Linked DNA regions of Mus musculus: region 1 is linked to region 2. The links are chromatin contacts, found by POLR2A ChIA-PET in ENCODE. All regions are on one chromosome and are shown on one strand. Each heading gives the region's core, a stretch centred on a gene start or an enhancer-like site at or near the end of the contact. The rest is flanking DNA. Distances are from core to core; before and after follow the strand shown. Region 1 holds the start of Ddx6 (DEAD (Asp-Glu-Ala-Asp) box polypeptide 6). Region 2 holds the start of H2ax (H2A.X variant histone).

Region 1 (4,596 bases), core at 147-2,646, 270 kb before region 2:
AGCTTAATTAGTACTGGTTATCTTTGCCTCAAACCAAGTATCCCAAATCCATAATTTAGAAGTCAAAAGATATCTCAAGTTAAATACATCAACTTGCTCACAAATGCTTCTATCACATTAAATTGTTTATTTGTTATCTCAATAGGTATTTTCTGTATTGACAGCATACGATCAACAGTATCAGGTCCGTCAAACAGGAAGGCTTACTGTTTGTACAGCACTAAGAGGATGAAGGGGGCAACCTCTGAATCCTAACCGACACCATCAGTACTGTCAATCAAGCACAGTAAAACCTCCTAGCGCCTTAAACCCAGAGACTTCGATAACTGCTCCCTCCAGAAACGGATACCTGCACTGCAGCTTTATGGCTCAGTGGGAAATTTTTCGTCCTACCCCTTCCCAATTTAGATTTGCAAGTTATATTCCTAAAACAAAACCACGAAGGAACATAAGACTTAGTTGGGAGGAGCCCCTGGCAGAGTTAATTACAGCAGGGCCCAGACCGTGGTTAGCAATTGACAGTTTTCACACCTAAAACAGTCCCATAAGCTCCAACAAGGGCTTTTGTTTGCAAATACAGGGCGATTTCTATACGCCTCAACAGGAAGTAGGAGTGATTGGGGTTCTTACGAAGGTAAAGGGGGGCTATGGCGAAGGGAAAACCCTAAGCCAAGAATCGGAGTCCGGTAACCGTAAGGCAATAATTCCTCGCCCCCTCCCCCAACTTCCCTCGCTTCAAACCCAGCTCCCTCGGATCAAAAAGCAAAAGGGTTTCTGCCCTGCAATCCTATCTGCGCCACAAGAGCCGGAACCAGCTCTGCGAGTGGGAAACAATAGGGACTCCCCCCCCTCAGAAGGCCCGGAAGAGAACCCCGAAACTGGACCGCCTCTCCTCCCCTCTTACGCCGCCGAGTCTCCCCCAAACCCTCTGTCCCCACCAACCTGCAAGGCCTACTTGCAAGCGAGCAGCCGCGGCTCCTCTCCCAGCCGAGTCCCCGGCCAGCACAGCCCTGCCACCCCCCGCAGGGCTGCCCTGCCTCGCACTCCCAACCTCACTCGGGTGTCCCGGCCGGTGTTCCGTCCCCGCTCCCGTCTACCGCACCGCTCGTCCAGAGCTCCCCGCCGCTCCTCCTCCATACCCCGCACACGCCACATTCCTCGGTTCCACTCCTCTCCGCCGCCCCCGCTCTTCTCAGCGGCCACCCGCCCGTCCTCCCGGGCCAGGCCTGGGCCTCGGGCTTCTGCCCGAAGGGGGCTCCCTGATACCCTCAGGATCCTGCCGACCCCGACCACGCCGCCTCACCCCACGCCCCGCGGCTCGGGCCCGAGTCCTACCACCGAGGCCACTCCCGCTCCGCACCCTCGGTCCTTTATTGTTGACTCGAAGCTCCCAAAATGGCGGCGGCTCCTTCCTCCTCGGAAACCTCCGCCCGCCCCCACCCGGCCCCTCGCCGCGACGCCCGCCGCCCCGCCCCGCCCCCGCCGCGACGCTCGCTGCCCGCGCAGCTCGCCGCCGCCGCCGCCGCCGCCACCCCGCACTACCTCGGCCGGCGCCCGCTGTGCCGGCGCCCCCGATGTCGCCGCCGCCGGGCTGAGCTGACTCTGCTGCTCTGCCCCCTCCCTCGCCCGCCGCCGTCGCCTCCCTCCCTCCTTCCCAGCCGCTCCGCATGGCGGCGGCCGCGGCTCCTCCTCCTCCACACAAGATGGCGAGAGCTCGGCCGCTGCAGCTGCAGCCGCCGCGGCGTCACGGCTTCCTGGGCGCGGCGGGCGAGGGTCGGGAGAGACCGGCCTTTGACGGGGCCGAGCTCAGGGAAACACGGGGTTGCTTTCGGGACGGAGGGACGGACGGATGGACGGACGGGCGAGAGGGCTTGCCTGCAGAGCTGACGAGACCGCTGGGGAAATGAATGGCGGTGGCCGAGGACTGTCGCCCTTGCCTTCGTTCGTCCCTTCGGAGCTGGGCTGACGGGTCCCGGGCCGGAGGGGACGTCTGCTGACTGCTGACCTCGGACACACTCGGAGGGCAGCCTGCGCGGGTCCGGAAGCTGAGCTGGGATGGCCGGGAGGACGCTGCGAGGCCAGGGCGTGCAGAAAAGTGGGGCCTTTGGGGCCGATGCTGTCTGAGAGGGAGCGGGAAGGGGCACCGGGGGAAGCAGTGAGCCGGGAGCGCGCCCTCGGTCGTGGGCTATCAAACCCGGAGTGCAGGCGAGGTGACCCTTTGCTCCTGCCCGCAGTGGCACTCTTCTAGAAAGAAGGGCGGATCGCCTCTACCAGTGAGGGCTCGCTGTGCAAATGGGAGACCCGTAGATTCTCCTGCCTGACCCTTACTGCAGATATTTGTGCGTTTGTTTCTATGATTCTCGGATCCTGATGTCTTATCCTTAACCTAGAAAGTCGTCTTGTTCCAAGCAAAACAAACTTTTTTGTTTGTTAAGTAAAAATCGAGCTGGGCCGGAGAAAGTTAAAAACTCGCGTCTTACGCTGCTGGAGGGCTGGAAATACTGACAGTGGTTAAACCCTTTGGGACAGTGCGATTCCTTACTAAACACCGACGTTAGGGAATCCTGGACAGTCAGTACTTAGTCACTGACTTGCAGCTTCCATATTTTTACCGCTGCTTCCAACTTGAGACCAATCAGAGAAAGCCAAATATGCTCTCTAAACCAATGACTCCCTGCTTCCAGCCCTCCTGCTTCTTAGCTAGCAACATCCAATCAGAATAAGTCTGAAGCCCCCCCCCCCCTTTTAAACCGCTGCGCTCTCCTGTTTTTTGTTTTTTGTTTTTTACTTGAGAGCCCAAGTCTACCAAACTCCAGTGCATGCTTGCCATAGCAAGCACAGAGTAGAATAATAGCCAGTTGTCATTTGTGCCACCACACCCAGCACTCTTAATGTATTATGATGATGGTGATGCTTTTTGCAATTCTGAGTTTAAAGCATTTTTATCTCCCACCCAGATTTTAAAATAGCTACTCCTGCAAGGGAATAGGCCCATACCTTGTGTTCACTCTGGAGAGAAGCTAAGTGATCTCTTAGGAAAAGCTATGAGGCTTTGTTTGCCCCTTTTGCTTGCTTGGTTGGTTTTAAGACAATTTCTCTGTGTAGCTCTGGCTGTCCTGGAACTCACTCTGTATAGTCCAGGCTGTCCTCGAGCTCATAGGGACACCTGCCTCTGCCTCCTAAGTGCATTCGCCACCAACCCCTGACCTAAAAATTGTTTTTATTTCTCTTAAAGTTTATTTTATTTGATGTGTATGGGGACCTGTATATCTGTTTACCATGTGTGCCTGGGAACTGAGGAGGCCGGAAGGGGTCCTCTGATCCCTTGGAGCTGGAGTAACATGATTGTGAGCTACCATGTAGGTGCTGGAAATGAACCATGCTGTTCGCAAGTGCAGCCTGTGGGGGTTTTTTTGTTTTGGTTTGGTTTTGGTTTTGGTTTTTTGGTTTTTCGAGACAGGGTTTCTCTGTATAGCCCTGGCTGTCCTGGAACTCACTTTGTAGACCAGGCTGGCCTCGAACTCAGAAATCCTGCCTCTGCCTCCCAAGTGCTGGAATTAAAGGTGTGTGCCACCACCACCCGGCCTCAGTTATTTATTTTTTTTAAAGATTTATTATATATATAATAATCTTTTATAAAGATTTATTATATATATGAGTACACTGTAGCTGTCTTCAGACACACAAGAAGAGGGCATCAGATCCCATTACAGATGGTTGTGAGCCACCATGTGGTTGCTGGGAATTGAACTCAGGACCTCTGGAAGAGCAGTCAGTGCTCTTAACCGATGAGCCATCTCTCCAGCCCCCCCCCCTCCCCCGCAGTTCTTAACTGCTTGGCCATCTCTCCAACTCACGTTTCTCCCTCCCTCTGTCACTCTTTCCCTTTCTACTTGTTTCTTTCTCCTTCCTTCCTTTCTGCGTTTTGTTTTGTTATGTTTCCAGACAGAGTTTCTCTGTTGCCCTGGCTGTCCTGAACTCACTCTGCAGACCAGGCTAGCCTCAAACTCACAGAGATTCACCTGCCTCTACCTCTTGCTGCTGGGATTAAAGATGTCTCCGACTCCATGTGGCCAGACTTTTTTTTTTTTTTTAATGTGGGTTCAGTTTTATGACACATTTTTTTCTCCCTAATTCAAATAGATTAGCACTAAGCTAAATCTCTTGCCCTGATTCTTCACCTCCCCCCCCCCATTCTTATTTTAAGGTGAATTGTAATTATTAATCTCCATAAAAATACTTTTTTGGACCAGGCTTCTGTTGCCCAAGTGCCCTTAATCCCAGCACTTGGGAGATAGTCAGGTGAATCTTTGTGAGTTTGAGGCCAGCCTGGCCTACATAGTCCCAGGCCAGCTAGGGGTACACAATGAGGCCATGTATTTTTTTAAAGGGGGGGGGGGGGGACTGAGGAAATTGTTTAGTGTTTAAGGGTACTGGTTGTTCTTCCAGAGGTCCTAAATTCAATCCCCAACACCCACAGAGTCGCTCACAAGCATCTCTAATGGGATTCCCGCTTCTGGCGTGCAGGTGCACATGCTGATAGAACACATACATAACGTAAATAAATACATCTCAAACAAGATATTTTTTTAAAAA
Region 2 (5,174 bases), core at 2,127-4,626:
GAGACTGTGGGGCAGAGGGTGCACTGGGTAGGTCTTGACTTCTCCTTAGCAACGCTCCACAGCGGGGAAACCTCAACACCCGCCTCCGGAAGCTGGATGAGCTGCAGGAATTCAGTGCCATCGTCCTGGCTGTGGCTGGCCTACAGCGCATGGGCTGGCAGAACCGGGTGGGCCAGGTAGGAGCTGCCCTGTTCTGCTTCCCATTGAATCTGCCTCTCTCCTGCCTTGATTTCTTCCTGACCATTCTGCCAACAACACTACAACCAGAAGCCCAGGCTAGGGATATTGGGACTCATTGCTGGACTTCCTACCTGTGCCTTCCCCAGGCTTCCTAGATTGGCAAACCCTAGCTCACTGCCTTTGAACATCCCCTATCCCACCATCTTGTCTCTCTCCACAGATTTTGCACCCAGAAGAATGCATGTATGCTGTGGGTCAGGTAGGTTTGCCTGGAGAGAACCTGGTTCATAACCTTTGGCACCTGCTATCCATCAAATAAGATGTTTAGAGAGGGACAGGTTTGGTTGTTATGCATAAGACCCAGGGAAGCAGGTAGAGGTGTGTTTCTCATGCTTAGCTCTATTACTAGAGAAGATCAGGCCTGTTGTTCTTTAGGGAGCCCTAGCCGTGGAAGTCCGAGCCAAGGACCAGGATATCTTGGACCTAGTGAGTGTGTTGCACGATCCTGAAACTCTGCTTCGCTGCATTGCTGAAAGGGCTTTTCTGAGGCACCTGGTAAGATGGGCTCCTCCCATGGTGTTGTGGGGAAACCAGGAAGGGCAGTAGGGAGAGAGATTTGTCAAGTACTCAGTATGTAATGTTTTGTATGTATGGAGAGGACCTTGATCTGGCCCCTTGAGGTCTGTGGTCAAAAGTGGTGTTAAAGGCCCTTAGAGCTCAAAGGAACATATCATTGCAGGAAGGAGGCTGCAGCGTGCCCGTAGCAGTGCATACAGTGATGAAAGATGGGCAAGTAAGCCAGGGAAATGGATGAGGGGAGGGACTGTCATTTCCATGTGCACCGAAACATCTAAGTAACTTTCTTTAAATATCCTGGTACAAACATTTTATTTCCTAGCTGTACCTGACTGGTGGAGTCTGGAGTCTAGATGGCTCAGATAGCATGCAAGAGACTATGCAGGCCACCATCCAGGTCCCTGTTCAGGTATTGACTGGGAGATGAGGAAGGAATAAATAGAACTGCTTGTAATCTTCCTCTTACCAAAATTGTAACCTGTCATCCAGCAAGAAGATGGTCCAGAAGATGACCCACAACTGGTTGGAATCACTGCCCGTAACATTCCAAGAGGAGCCCAGCTAGCTGCTGAGAACCTGGGCATCAGCCTGGCCAGCTTGCTGCTCAACAAAGGAGCCAAGAACATCCTGGATGTTGCACGGCAGCTTAATGATGTGCGCTAACTGGTCTGTAGGGCACAGGAACCCTGGCTGCCACTCCACTGCCTACTTCTGGCTTCCAAGTGCCCTGTGCTCCATCCCTAGGGATGTGATTATCCCAGGAAATTGAACCACGGGGTTGTTGAGACTTCCACTTTGGAAGATATGCCTCACCTTGGGGCCTCCATATCTGCCTTTCCCTCAGTAGTTGGGGGCTTCATCTCTTTAGAGAAAGTCCATGCCAATCTTTGAATGTAACCAATACCACTAATAAACCAGTTTAGAATGTGGTTCTTCTGATAGAGTTGGGGAAGATATGAATAAACCCAAAGCCCTTTTAAACTTGAATTGAGTCTGAGACCTTTCTGTTGTAAAACACGCTGTGATTTGCCTCATGTTCTCAAAAAAAAAAAAAAAAAAAAAAAAAAAAAAAAATCAGCCTTCAATTCCTACAGCCTGTCTTCAGTCAACGGGATCTTCGTGGATTACATAGCCTTTCCCACTCCCACGGCCTGCAGAAAGGGAAGTCCCATTCTCTCCCAAGATGTGCCAGGCACATGGCTCTACCACGGAGCTATATGTCCAGCCCTGGGACTACAGCATTCAACATTAAACCACTTTTTTAAAAAAACAAAACCAAACGATCCTTTAATAAAATTAGCCCATTAAATCTCCCCACTTAAGGTTCTAAACTTGTAATAGCTGCAAAAGTTCCAGTTCAGAAGCCAGAGGCTCAGTCCAGACAGGGATTCACCGGCTTGTGCTGGTATCTAGGTGTTTGGGTTGTAGTTGAGTCGCTGGGGAAGAGGGGATGGATGGCTAGGCCCGGCTGCCAGTCGCCTGCGGCAGGTATAGAACTCTTGTCCACAGGCCGGTAAGCGTCTCTCTGACCCTTGCCGGGAGGTATTCCTAGAGAAACTGGGTTCACATTACAACCATTTTTGGCCCCGCCACACCACACTGGCCTACGAATGGCGACAGGGTCAACTGGTATGAGGCCAGCAACGGTGACACCGAAGGAAACAATGTGATCCATTTCTCCTCCTCTAAGCCCGGCAATCAAGTCACTTTTCAAAGGTCCAGGCGAGGGCTAAGCACCAAGCTGAAGCAAAGACGCCGGGGCTGTAGCTGCGGAGGGACTAACCTTCAAGCCCACCGCGGCCGGACGTCTGAGCGAGGGGCCGAGACTCCGGGAAGGCGCCGCAGCCTCTCCGCACGGAGCCGTCGTCCACAACCGAGAACGGCGAAGCGATGTCACGAGCTCCGGGATGGGCAGGTGCCGCGGCGCCCGCGTCCTCCGTGGCAGAACCGGAGGCCGTGCGGGGTAAGGGGAAGAGTGGCGCGAGGGCGGGGAGGGGAGAGGAGGGAAAGAGAAAGGATGGGGACGCGGCAAGCCGCCGCAGCCCGAAGTGGCTCAGCTCTTTCTGTGAGGGAGGTGGTGGCCCTTAAAAGGGCCTTTGTGGAGGTGTGGGGAGGGCTGGGCGGCCTCGGCGCGGGCCCCCTCAGTACTCCTGAGAGGCCTGCGAGGCCTTCTTGCCGACCGCCGGCGCCTTGGGCCCCACGGTGGCGCTGCTCTTCTTGGGCAGCAGCACGGCCTGGATGTTGGGCAGGACGCCGCCCTGCGCGATGGTCACGCCGCCCAGCAGCTTGTTGAGCTCCTCGTCGTTGCGGATGGCCAGCTGCAGGTGGCGCGGGATGATGCGCGTCTTCTTGTTGTCGCGGGCCGCGTTGCCCGCCAGCTCCAGGATCTCGGCAGTGAGGTACTCGAGCACCGCTGCCAGGTACACCGGCGCGCCTGCGCCCACGCGCTCGGCGTAGTGGCCTTTCCGCAGCAGCCGGTGTACGCGGCCTACAGGGAACTGAAGGCCGGCGCGTGAAGAGCGCGACTTGGCCTTGGCGCGGGCCTTGCCGCCGGTCTTGCCGCGTCCGGACATAGTGTACGAGGTAGAAGAGCTGCGAACAACGCTGAGAGACCACGAACTACCAACCGCCGCAGTCAACGGTCGCCTGGCCGGCCAAGCCCGGCCTTATAAACTCCCTGGACACGCCCCCGCTTCCTCCTGATTGGTTCCTTTTTTAATACCCACCTCTGGTTGGTTGCAATTAACCCTTCGGTGACGCGCCTTAGCTGAGAGAACGCGCCCAGTGATTGGTCCAATTTGAAAACCTTTTACCCGGGGAAGAAGACAAGGCGGAGTGGCCGCAAGCCGGAGGCTGCTCACCCCTGGAAATGGCCAATCCGTGTAGAGCGCGCGAAATTTAAACGCTACGGCGCGACAACAAAACCTGAAGACTAGAAGGGTGGAGCTTGGAGCTACCTCTACAGTTTCTGGGAAATTTGAGTCGGTCTTTGGTCTTAAAGGAAAAGGGTCTACACTATAAGCAGCGTTCTCCTTCCAGGTTAGAGCACTTCCCACTCCCTCCTCTAATCTGGTAGACGGAGGGTTTATTTGTTCATTATTATTTTTAGGTTTGTTTGTTTGTTTTTCGAGACAGGGTTTCTCTGTGTAGCCCTGGCTGTCCTGGAACTCACTCTGTAGACCAGGCTGGCCTTGAATTCAGAGATCCGCCTGCCTCTGCCTCCCAAGCCTGAGGATTAAAGGCGTGCGCCACCACCATCTGGCTTTTGTTTGTTTGAGACAGGGTTTCTCTGAGTAGCCCTGCCTGTCCTGGAACTCAGAGATCAGCCTGCCTCTGCCTCCCTAGTGCAGATTAAAGGGAGGGAGGGTTTAAAAGAAACGAAATGAAACCTCCTAGGAGTTTAATCCTATGCCAGAAAATGGAGCACTGTGATCTTTTATGCTATCACAAGTTTGTGCTGCGATATTTATTCAACATGTTCTGTCTGGTCTTAGTTTGTGACAGGCCTTTTTTGCAAGAAAGGGTCTGATGGAACAGAGATCGGTATCCTATTGGGAAAGGTACCCGGTCTAACCCTTCCAATCTATCCTAAAATGCCTATATAAAAAATAAATATACCAGACTTGGCATATAGTTCAGTGGTAGAGCAGTTAAGTATAAGGAAGCCCCGGTGTTCACTCCTGAAGCACCACGAAGGTTAAAAAGGACAGAGGGAGGGGATGCTACACTAGAGGAACAAGTAAAAGGCAGTCCTTTATTGTCACCGTTCTGAGCACATGGCCCTGCCTCTACGCTTCCCAATCACAACACTTCATTTGATAGTCAAATGTGAGGTCACCTTGGAGTATGTAGCCCTAACTCTAGCCCTAGCCCAGGTTCTCTCTCAAGGCTCAGGTGAATTCCTTTAGAGTTAGCGCTCTGAAAGCTGAGCTACGAATATTTGCATAATAGAGGCTACAAGCCCACCTGGTGAGGCTGCAGATGGGACAGAAAGGGAGGGCAAGGCAAGATGAAAGCCCTAGGCAAAGTCCAACTAGCGGACTTCAAGTCCAGCAAGGTGTCCATCCAGGATATCAGTAGTCACAGATGGCAGAAGCTGAGAACAAAAGTGTCAGCGAGGCCTGGACCAGAGGGTCATCTCGGACCAGACAGAGGCTGGTCCTGGCTGAGGTCCAATGGAGACTGTGAGGTAAAGGGCAGCTGTCAGGGAGCTCAGACATCATAGAAGAGTCGGACGAGTTGGTAACGAATGGAGAAGGTGGCGGCGCTGCTTAGGACCTGGGAGAAGTGGACTGGAATTAGAAGCAAGGCCAACCAGAGATGTAAACGCCATGGCATTACTAAGCCCCACCCTGAGCTGTACCTGCAGGAGCAGCAGGAGCAGGGTGAGGTTTCTCTCATGTATAGGCCCAAAGACT

Evidence for each region. ChIA-PET counts read pairs that join two places held with the same protein, here RNA polymerase II (POLR2A).
Region 1: POLR2A ChIA-PET joins it to region 2 with 14 read pairs in embryonic stem cell. The contact joins the promoter of Ddx6 here to the promoter of H2ax in region 2. POLR2A ChIA-PET finds 5 or more read pairs at or near these places in 4 of 5 experiments (Patski and embryonic stem cell).

What each region holds. Positions count from the first base shown.
Region 1 is chr9:44,601,692-44,606,287 of GRCm38, reverse strand. It overlaps Ddx6 (DEAD (Asp-Glu-Ala-Asp) box polypeptide 6), which reads right to left and starts at 1,396. Exons shown (of 14, transcript NM_181324.3): 1 at 1,336-1,396.
Region 2 is chr9:44,332,917-44,338,090 of GRCm38, reverse strand. H2ax (H2A.X variant histone) reads right to left here and starts at 3,376. Exons shown (of 1, transcript NM_010436.2): 1 at 2,014-3,376. The coding sequence starts at 3,329. The coding sequence ends at 2,898. It overlaps Dpagt1 (dolichyl-phosphate (UDP-N-acetylglucosamine) acetylglucosaminephosphotransferase 1 (GlcNAc-1-P transferase)), which reads right to left. Exons shown (of 9, transcript NM_007875.3): 8 at 5,120-5,174; 9 at 4,196-5,034. The coding sequence ends at 4,969. It overlaps Hmbs (hydroxymethylbilane synthase), which reads left to right. Exons shown (of 14, transcript NM_001110251.1): 9 at 63-176; 10 at 401-439; 11 at 616-735; 12 at 920-973; 13 at 1,079-1,165; 14 at 1,246-1,743. The coding sequence ends at 1,419.